Regions from separate parts of the Homo sapiens genome. Here region 1 is linked to region 2. The links are chromatin loops, found by intact Hi-C in ENCODE. Cell type or tissue: HepG2. All regions are shown on one strand. Region 1 overlaps GMPR (guanosine monophosphate reductase). Region 2 has its middle 140 kb from the start of STMND1.

What was found. A loop is a pair of places that touch in the nucleus more often than their neighbours do. Peaks named below come from ENCODE experiments on the same cell type or tissue, not always from the same donor. Only the 100,000 strongest peaks of a DNase experiment are listed, where the experiment ranks them.
Region 1: a loop joins it to region 2, with 6 times the contacts of the local background. A loop is called at or near these places in 3 of 110 quality-filtered maps.

What each region holds. Positions count from the first base shown.
Region 1 is chr6:16,283,888-16,288,887 of GRCh38, forward strand. It overlaps GMPR (guanosine monophosphate reductase), which reads left to right. Exons shown (of 9, transcript NM_006877.4): 7 at 1,906-1,948. Among named protein-coding and RNA genes, the nearest start is that of GMPR, 48 kb to the left of the region's middle. RefSeq lists an enhancer at 2,156-2,285. In HepG2, a CTCF peak has its summit at 2,371 (motif pointing right); a DNase peak (open chromatin) is centred at 2,364.
Region 2 is chr6:16,962,667-16,967,666 of GRCh38, forward strand. No RefSeq gene overlaps it. Among named protein-coding and RNA genes, the nearest start is that of STMND1, 140 kb to the right of the region's middle. In HepG2, a CTCF peak has its summit at 2,404 (motif pointing left); a DNase peak (open chromatin) is centred at 2,395; H3K27me3 peaks cover 1,608 bases.

The sequences.
Region 1 (5,000 bases), 680 kb before region 2:
AGAGATAAAGCACTTTAAAATTAATTGGCAGGGCAAGCGAAGGGCATTTTGAGGTTGTACCTTTGAAAGGTAAAATAAATAAATATGCCAGGATTTTGAAGCATTAACAAGGGGTATAGAGCCACAAGCCCTGTCCCTGTCTTCACACAGTGGGTTTGGGCCAGATAACATACGGCAAGACCACCTCTGAAATAATATTCCTCAGTGCTCTGTGGCCCTCTGGGGGTCAGAGAAGCCATGTATGAATAACACATTTGATTGAGGAAATAACTGTGGTCAGTAAATGTTTGTAAAGAAAAGGTCCAGCCTTCACACTTAACCTTTTGATCAGAGCTGCAAAGAAGTAGTGAAATAGTATTGGAGTTCTAGCTCCTGGAGTGACAGGCCTCACTGGTAGATAGAGAAAGGGAACTGAGTCACAGAGACCCTATGTTCTCAGTTTGAGATGTTCTTCACAAGGTGGGTCATCCCATTTCCCTGCTCTCCAACTCCAGAGGTGTGTGCACTTTCCTGCAGGTTGTAACACGGGGTAGCCTGGGCACCCTGTCTTTTCTCTATTCCTTCCCAAAGTGGGTCCCACCTTCTGCGGACAGGTGCTTCCCTCTGAGGTCCTGCTGTTTCTCCTAGACCCACACTTAGCTTTGGGCTGTGTCACTGTCACGTGAGCCCTGACACTGTTGCTGTCTCCCCTTGCACCATGGCTTTCGTGACTGTCCCCGTGTGTCTGGCTGCTGCTCCAGCGTACTGTTGCTGTCCTTTTGCCCCTTGAATTGCGCCCAGGCTACATTAGGAATAGCAGGTAGCAGCCTGGGCATTTGGTGTCTTGTGTTTGTAAGAAAATGCAGCTAGTGGCTGGGCGCGGTGGTGCACGCCTGTAATCCCAGCACTTTGGGAGGCCGAGGTGGGCGGATCACCTGAGGTCAGGAGCTCAAGACCAGCCAGGCCAACGTGGCGAAATCCCGTCTCTACTAAAAGTACAAAAATTAGCTGGGCTTGGTGGTGGGCACTTGTAATCCAGCTACTCAGGAGGCTGAGGCAGGAGAATTGCTTGAACCCAGGAGGCAGAGGTTGCAGTGAGCCGAGATCACGCCATTACACTCCAGCCTGGGCGACAAGAGTGAGACTGTCTCAAAAAAAAAAAAAAACAAAAAAAAAAAAACAGAAAAGAAAAGAAAATTCAGCTAGCTCTGCATCCTAGAAGACTTGTACTGTGTAGCTGGAGTTTAAACATTACCCCCAACAGCTGAACCTTGCTGGGCAGCCCAAGATAACAGACTGGCCCTGCTACACATTAAACCAGCCCAAGTGTGGTCTGCATGGGCAGTGTGGGTGGAAAAACAGATGTTTGATTTTAAGGTAACTTTGTACCATACATGAGGAATAGGAAACATGGAGGTACCTGGAAAGATAAAAGGATTAACTCAATGTCCTTTTCTTGGCTCTTACAAGAATTCAACCCTTGTACTAAATAAATCTCACCTCACACCAGGCAGAGAGGGAAAGGTGACTCCTGAGTGAGAATGAGTGTGGACAGTGGAATGGCTGGGTGTGTTATGTAGGGGGCTGGCATGGGATGAGGGCTGAGCCCCTCTGCCGCTCACAGCCCCTGCTGCCTCCTGCTCTGCAACAGAAGTGTCTGAGCCCAGGCAGGCAGGTGGGCAGTGGGTGGTGCCAGCTTCTGACCCACAGAGGAAGCCTGGATGGGCCTGGGGAGTGAAAGGTGCAATATTGAGGGGAGTACACTCGATCAGACAACAACAGCCGTGGTAGGGGAACTTGGGCCCGTGGGCTTGCTGGGGGCTGTGGTGGGTCTGAACCCCCAGTCACTAGGTCATCTGGGGGGAGGGGACAGCCTGGCTGAGCTCCCGCTGATGATGTCCTGTCCTTGCTTTTTCCTCTGTGAAGGATGGAGGCTGTACGTGTCCAGGGGATGTCGCCAAAGCCTTTGGTAAGGCCGGGCCCTGGTGCAGAGGGAGGGAAGGAAGGAAGGAGGGAGCTCCCTACACCTCTCCAGCTGGCAACCTGAATGAGGAGGGGGACCTGGTGGGGAAGTTCTGGGTCTCCTGGAGGTTCCTCTCCCTGGGTTTCAGCCCCAATTGGCCCAAATCCTGGACCGTGGCAGAGCAGGTCACAGATGCCCCAGGAGATATCTAGGGGTGACGTCCTGCAAGCCAGGAGTGGGTGAAGTCACGGCCTTTTCATCCCAGGGAAGAGAAAGCTCAAGGGACCTGTCCAAGGGGATGGTGCCAGGTGTGATGTGTAACAACTACAGAGGGGGTTTTTTGGACCCAGCTTGGAGAAGTCCCGTGGAAGGGACAGGAGGAATCCCGCAGCGGTTTCTCCCTGGAGGCTGGAGCCTGCCTCCCGCTAGGGGGCAGCAGTGCCTGCTGTGAGCCCGTGGGATTGGGGATGGGGAGCGGTGGTGGGAGGGCAGCAGGTCCTGAGCTTTTCTCTGGAAAGCACTAGACGCTCCAGCCTCTCAACACCACAAGCAGTAAAGTACGGCTGCCGAGCCATGTGTTGGCCATAGAACTGCAAATGGCATTTGGAAGTCAGAGCTGGCCGCGTGGCTGTGGGCTCCAGAATGTGAAATGGGCGTTGTGGGTGCCGGCGGGAGGCAGAAACGAAGCTCCCATGCCTCCGCCCTTTGCTGATGCCAGAAAAAAAAAAAATGGTGGCAGGAAACTTTATGTCATAGGAATTCTGTTTTTTTGTTTTTTGGTTTTTGTTTTTAATTTTCAGGCTGGGTGCGGTGGCTCACACCTGTAATCCCAGCACTTTGGGAGGCCGAGGTGGGCAGATCACTTGAAACCAGCAGTTTGAGACCAGCCTGGACAATACCCCATCTCTACTAAAAATACAAAAAAAAATACCGGGGTGTGGTGGTGCACGCCTGTAATCCCAGCTACTCAGGAGGCCAAGGTGGGAGAATCGCTTGAACCCGGGAGCCAGAAGTTGCAGTGAGCCAAGATCACGCCACTGCACTCCAGCCTGGGTGACAGAGTGACCCTGTCTCAAAAAAATATAAAAAATAAAAATTAAAAAATAAATGGTCAGACAACAACCCTGATAGTGACAAAGGAAAACACAGGGCAGTGTTCTTAGCAACAAGGTTTCATAGCAACCCAAAGATGTCATGAAAAATGGTATTTAACCTCCTCCTAATCATAGATCCTATCTGTGGAGAGGAATCTACAGACCCTCCACTGATTCCAGCTTCCTATTTTATAGTTGAGGGGACTGAGGCTGTAGGAGGGAATGACAAGGTCACAGCCCTACAATCAGGGGCAGAACAGGGAGAATACAGAGCCTCTGCTAACTAGTGCTGTCACTTACCCTTTATTGTAAGGATCATTGGCCAAGGGCATTTTTATGATTGGTTTTTGAGCTGAATCTACTTAATACAGGTGGTGGTCCATCTTGGACTCTTTTGTGTTGCCTCACACATGCTCTCTGTACAGAGGGAGAGCCAAACACACTTTAAAGTGACTGGTCGTTGAGAAGTGCCTTGTAGATCACAGTTCCTGGCCTTTGGACCACACTCAGCTCAGTCTCCTTTGGGTGCCATTCCCTCCTCCACTGTCTCTCAGTCAGTGCGGCCGTACCTGTGCCGAGACTCAGTGGAGCGAGAGGGACCTTGTCAGGGAAGGATGCAAGGGTGTCCCGAAATGAAAATGGTTGGGAACCCCCTCAAAGCATTCTTTAGTGGGTCTGTGCTCTGCGTTCCTGCTGTTGACATCTGCTCCTTTGCAGCTGCCGCAGAGGTGCTGTGCTCCTGAATTGTCAAGAATCCTGGCTGGACACCAGTTATCCTCTGCCTCCTTAAAATCATGGCAGGAGGACCAGGGAGTCAGCATTCGTGTTAGGAACCCTGAAAGGGGAGGGTCTTAAGAGGTTGCTGCCACTTAGGAAGGTTGCGTTGTGCTTTGCTTCCCTGAGTGCTAGAAAAGCTCGCCTTTCTGTCATGCTGAACTGTAACGCCAATGAAAACCTCAGAGTGCTCTGCCAATGTTTAAATGACCAAATTGAAGGCATCAGGGCCACTTTCAGGGGTTCCTATGTTTCCTCCTCCTGATTAGGATTTGCCAGGCTCCCCTCCTCCTTCATCCTATTACTTAATACATCTGCGCCCTGCTACTGTCTTGTTCTGTTCTAAAGGTAAACCCTCAGTAGGGCTTACTCAGGGGAGGCTGTAGTGAGAGGTGACAGCCCTCACAGCCCTCGCTTGCTGTCCACGCCTCCTCTGCCTGGGCTCCCACTTTGGCAGCACTTGAGGAGCCCTTCAGCCCGTCTCTGCACTCTGGGAGCCCCTTTCTGAGCTGGCCAAGGCCGGAGCCGGCTCCCTCAGCTTGAAGGGAGGTGTGGAGGGAGAGGCGCGAGTGGCAACCGAGGATGCGCGAGGCGCTTGCGGGCCAGCTGGAGTTCCGGGTGGGTGTGGGCTTGGCAGGCCCTGCACTCGGAGCGGCCGGCTGGCCCTGCCGGCCTCAGGCAATGAGAGGCTTAGCACCCGGGCCAGCAGCTGCGGAGGGTGTGCTGGGTCCTCCAGCAGTGCCAGCCCACTGGCGCTGCGCTGGATTTCTGGCTGGGCCTTAGCTGCCTCCCTGCGGGGCAGGGCTCGGGACCTGCCGCCCGCCATGGCTGAGCTTCCCCGCCCCCTCCACGGGCTCCTGTGCGGCGGGAGCCTCCCTAATGAGCGCCGCCCCCTGCTCCAAGGCCCCCAGTCCCGTCAACCATGCAAGGGCTGAGGAGTGCAGGCGCAGGGCGTGGGACTGGTGGGCAGCTCCATCTGCAGCCCCAGTGCGGATCCACTGGATGAAGCCAGCTGGGCTCCTCAGTCTGGTGGGGACGTGGAGAACCTTTATGTCTAACTCAGGGATTGTAAATACACCAATGGGCACTCTGTATCTAGCTCAAGGTTTGTAAACACACCAACCAGCATCCTGTGTCTAGCTCAGGTTTTGTGAATGCACCAATCCACACTCTGTATCTAGCTAATCTGG
Region 2 (5,000 bases):
TGAACAAGGCCCTACGTGATGTGGCCACTGCCTCGTTCTCCAAACTCATGCTATACCATTCTCCTTTTGCTATGGTTGGAATATTTTGTCCCCTCCAAATTCATGTGTTGGAAGCTTAATTCCCAGTACAACAGGGTTAGGAGGTGGGACCTAATGGGAGATGTTGAGGTCATGAGGATTCGGCCCTCACAAATGGATTAATGCCATTATAAAAAAGAGTTTATGGGTTTGCTCTCTTCTGGTCGTCAGCCACATGAAGAACAGTGTTCCTCCTCCCTGAAGGATTCAATGTTTAAGGAACCATCTTGGAAGCAGAGACATGCTCTCACCAGACACCAAACCTGCTGGTGCCTTCATCTTGGACTTTCCAGCTTCCAGAACTGTAAGAAATAAATTTTAGTTCTTTATAAATTATCCAGTCTGTTGAATTCTGTTACAGCAGAATACTACAGGACAAAGACGCCCCTTTTTCATTATACTCTGTCCCTAGGCCTTCTTTCTGTCCTTGAATTGCCCAAGTTCATTCTCACCCCAGGGTCCCTTCCACTTTCTGTACCTGTGCACTGGCTGCCTGTCTGCATGTCTAGTTCTTGTCATCTTCCAGATCTTAGCTCACACGTCATTTTCCAGACATGTTTTGCTTGATCATCCCATCTTAAGTAAGATTAACAGTGTGGCCCTCCAAGTCACCCTGTTAATTTCCTTTATTGCATCCAACACTATCTGAACTACCTCATCTGCTTCCCTGCTCCTTTTTTGCCTGTGCCCACATACCAGAATGTAACCCTCATTAGGGCAGGACAGAGGATTTGCCTCGCTGCTACATCCCAGCACCTGAAACAATGCTTGGCACATAACAGGCTCTCAGGAAATATTTGTTGAATTAATGAATCGTTGAATATGTTCTCACCCAAGTTTTTTAGACTTGTTTTAAAGAGTGGGAGGATAAAGTGAAATAAGTAGCTCTAAGACAATTATCAACTTCACTCTATAGGAAAGGAGAGAGCCTTGCTGAACTGAAAGTGACATTGTCGTTGCTTAGGTATGAAATTGACACTATTTCTGAAAAAGTTCTTTGGTGTTCTTTATTTCAGACACAGCCAGGCCTGGAAAATAGGGGATTCACTGTGTGTTTTGTGCAGAATGGATAACAAAATTAATAATAACATTAGTGATAACAGCTTATATTTACGTAAGTGTTTGCTGTGCATTGGGTACTGTTCTAAGCATTTTAATCCTGATAGTAACCCTTGCTTAGGTACTGTTATTAGTCTCCTTTTAACAGATGTGTAAACTGAGGCTCGGAGAGTTTAAGCCATGGCTAGTCAATGTCAGAACTCTGATTCTCACTTTGGGAGTCCGGCTCCCCAGACGCTGTGCTGCCTCTACTAATAAATACATCTTTTTGATCATGGTGCAAGTGACTGGTGAAATCGATGGGCAAATTCGACTTTCCTTTAAGGTTTGCCAGTAGGTCTGAATGCTCCTTAGAGACCGTCTTGAAACGTGTTAGCCAGCCCAGAAAGCCTGTGCTTGGGGCTTTGGAGTCCAGGGCTTCCAGGCAGAGCTCTATGCTACCTTCCTTCCCAGTCTCTGGACACCTATTTGAATCTCTCTGACTGACACATTTCCTTGCTAAACCTTTACAATCACTCAGACTCAACCAGTGTCGGCATTCTGGTCTGCCATGCCAACGTGACACCATGCTGGGTACTTGGGCATGCGTGGTTGGTATTACCTTAGGTACCTACATTTTTTGCTCTCCCACCTTCCTGTGGCATCTATCCCATTTTTGGAATTAGTGTGCTCCCTTCATGTTGCTGCTTTGGATTCATCAAATCTCTGAAATAACACCTGGCCACTACCTCTACTTTAAGGCTGGCTCATTCGAGAAGGCCTGTTTTAAAAGGTCAGTGTTGTTATTAGTGGAGAACAGCAGTAGCAAAAGCAGAACAGAGTCGGAGTATCAGTGCTCTGGTCAGAAACTCCCTGGGGATCGGAGCAGAAGAAAGAGCATGGAACCCTTTCTTGGCACATTGCTGGACCATGGACTTGATGCAATAATCTGTAAAAGCACACCCATAATACATGCAGTAGTCACAGATTTCTTCTCCCTCCTGCTGGAATACTGAGTTGGGAAAATCTTCCGAGCCTGAGCTGGCATGTTGCTAGCGAGGCAGAGATTTCAGGTGAGAAGTAAATGTGCAGAGCGGATGCAGTGACCTTTCTTATTTGCAGTGTTTTCATTCTGCAGCTTGCACGGCAGGGACCCTGACATCAGAGGCTCTGATGGCCCGAGGCTGTGTTGGAGAGGAGATAAATTAGCCTGCCCTACTTCCAGAGGCTCGAGTAATCTACGTGCAGCACGGAACCTGGGCAGGGCAAGATGTGTGTGGATGAGCGACCTCTCGTGGCTGGTAGTGGGAGCTGCATCGCCTGTTCCGACCGGCTGGAGGAAAGTAGAGGGGACCCTGGGTCACACCATGGTCTGTGTACCCAGTCCGGTCCTGGGTGTTAGGGAGGATTCAAAGGAATTACACACAGGCAAATCTAAGGAGCTTATCCTCTGACCTGGGGAAATAAAAGGAACATACGGTTTCTCTATCGACTTGAGGTCATACGAGTTTCCTAGAAGGGAGAGACCCACACGGATCAGAGTAATCCAGGAAGCTGAGCCTAGAAGGATGATTGGACTTCAGATAAAAAGAGGGAGGGCATTCTGGGATAGGAGAAGAGCACAAACAAATCAGGCAGGAAGAAAAACCTTGATGACATAGAACAAAGATTTTGAATGAAAAAAAAAAATGTTGAATAGTTTGGGGTTTATAGATGCAACTGAAAACCAAGCGATGTGGTAGGGAAACCAGGAATAGAAGGTCCTGCCCTCATAAGCCTTCGTAAAAGACCTCCTCAGGTCTCCGCTGCAGAAAAATAGCCTCACCACGCAGCCTGGGCTGCTCTTTCTGCCCCAGCGTTTGGTGCGTTGTGGACCTATCATGACAAAATCAGGGTTGCAAGCTCAAATGCCACCGGGGCCTAACAGTTAACGTGAATGCATAAAACAGACTGGGTGGGGGATTCTGGCATTTCCGAGATGTCGACTTCAATTTTAAATTTTTCGGTGACATTTAGACAGCCTAGAGTCATGACTAGGATTGGAAGTAGTGGAGGCTGTAACAAAAATAGGAGGGCTTGGGCCTCTTTACAATAGGCAGCAATGACTCAGCTCTGGCCGGTGCTACCGTCAGGGATATTGCCAAGTATTCCAGGTATTCAGTAGAAGCATATACATTATGTAAAATGTAATGGAAAATCTCCCCATGTTTAAATGTTGGATCGACTTTTTTTTTTTTTTTTTTTTGAGACAGAGTTTCACTCCTGTTGCCCAGGCTGGAGTGCAATGGCAAGATCTTGGGTCACTGCAACCTCCGCCTCCCAGTTCAAGCAATTCTCCTGCCTCAGCCTTCCAAGTAGCTGGGATTACAGGCGCCCATCACCACATCTGGCTAATTTTTGTGTTTTTAGTAGATAACGGGGTTTCACCAAGTTGGCCAGGCTGGTCTTGAACTCCTGACCTCAGGTGATCTGCCCACCTCGGCCTCCCAAAGTGCTGGAATTACAGGCATAAGCCACCGCGCCCGGCCTGGATCAACTTTTGAAAACATAGTATGGATCAGAAAAACCATTTGGCCTGCAAATTGTCACTTTATAAATGGGGATTTGGATTAATCAGGTTTATTCTGGAAAAGAAAATTTTAAAACACTGAATTAAGTAGATTCTTATGTTTGGAGGAGAGCTATGGATGCTGGTGGCTGCTTTCATTTCTTTTTGGTGAGAGCCGAAAGTGTTTTTTCTCTGATGGGTTCCTTGAAAAGGGCTCGGGCTGAGGTCAGGAGCCTTTTGCTCCTGTTGTCTCTCTGCCTCTTGTTAGCAAGTTGGGGTAACTTTTCTGAGTTTCTGTTTACTCATCAGTGAAATTGGCAATCTAATTCCAGGTCCTTTTAGCTCAAACATTCTGACTCCTAAGGCACCATCTAGATCTAAAATGCCACAATTCTTATTCCGAGCTGGAAGCACATGTGCTTTCCAGCTGACCTCACCTTACCTTATGCTCAGAGAGAGTTGCATTTTGTGTGCTAGCCTCCTGTGATCCTTCAAGAAAGGCAGTGTAATGTAGCAAAGTCATCGTCAACCTTGGCCACACATTGGAATAAACTGGAGAGTTCTGCAACAAACCCAATGTCAGGCCCCATTCTGAACCACCCAGACAAAGGGAAGTGGCCTCTGGGGATGGGCCCCAGGCATGGAGCTGTTTTCATGACTCCCTCAGTGAGTGTCATGGGCAGCCAGGATTGTGAATCAATGGTGTGGGCAGAAGTAGGCATTTGACCCGGTCTCTGGAATCTGAAAAAGCTGAGCAGCAGCAATGCACATTGGAATCTGAGGCAAAAGGGAAAATGTGGCCTCCTATACACACTTATCAAAACATCCACCCCTATTCTGAACAAAATGGAAAAAGTTAATAAAATCTCTACAATCAGAAATCAATGACTATATATAAAGCCTGTGTTGCCCAATCTGTTCATGCACTATTGTCAACACTCATCAACCTGGCTGGGTACTCCATATCCATGTGATGCCATGGAGCCGTGGACTCATCAGACAGGCTGATTCCCATTGCACAATAATACAGCGTCATAAATCAAGCCAAGGACAGCAGCCTGTCGTCTTTACTTAAAATGATGAAAGTTTGCTCATTATGGGTATTCTTGCATTCATCTTAATTTTTTCAAATACTGAATTCAGATATTATTTATCTTGATTACTAAATGTTTTGCTGCTCTCTTCAATTTTACACCCACATTGAGTAACTCACTCATCCCTCCCTAATCCTGGGTTCAAATGCTGTCTCTGCCTGGGTAAGTTACTTAGCCAGTCTAAGCCTCCACTTACTCTTGCATAAGAGGCAATCTTAACCTCTTTTATAGAGTTGTGAAGA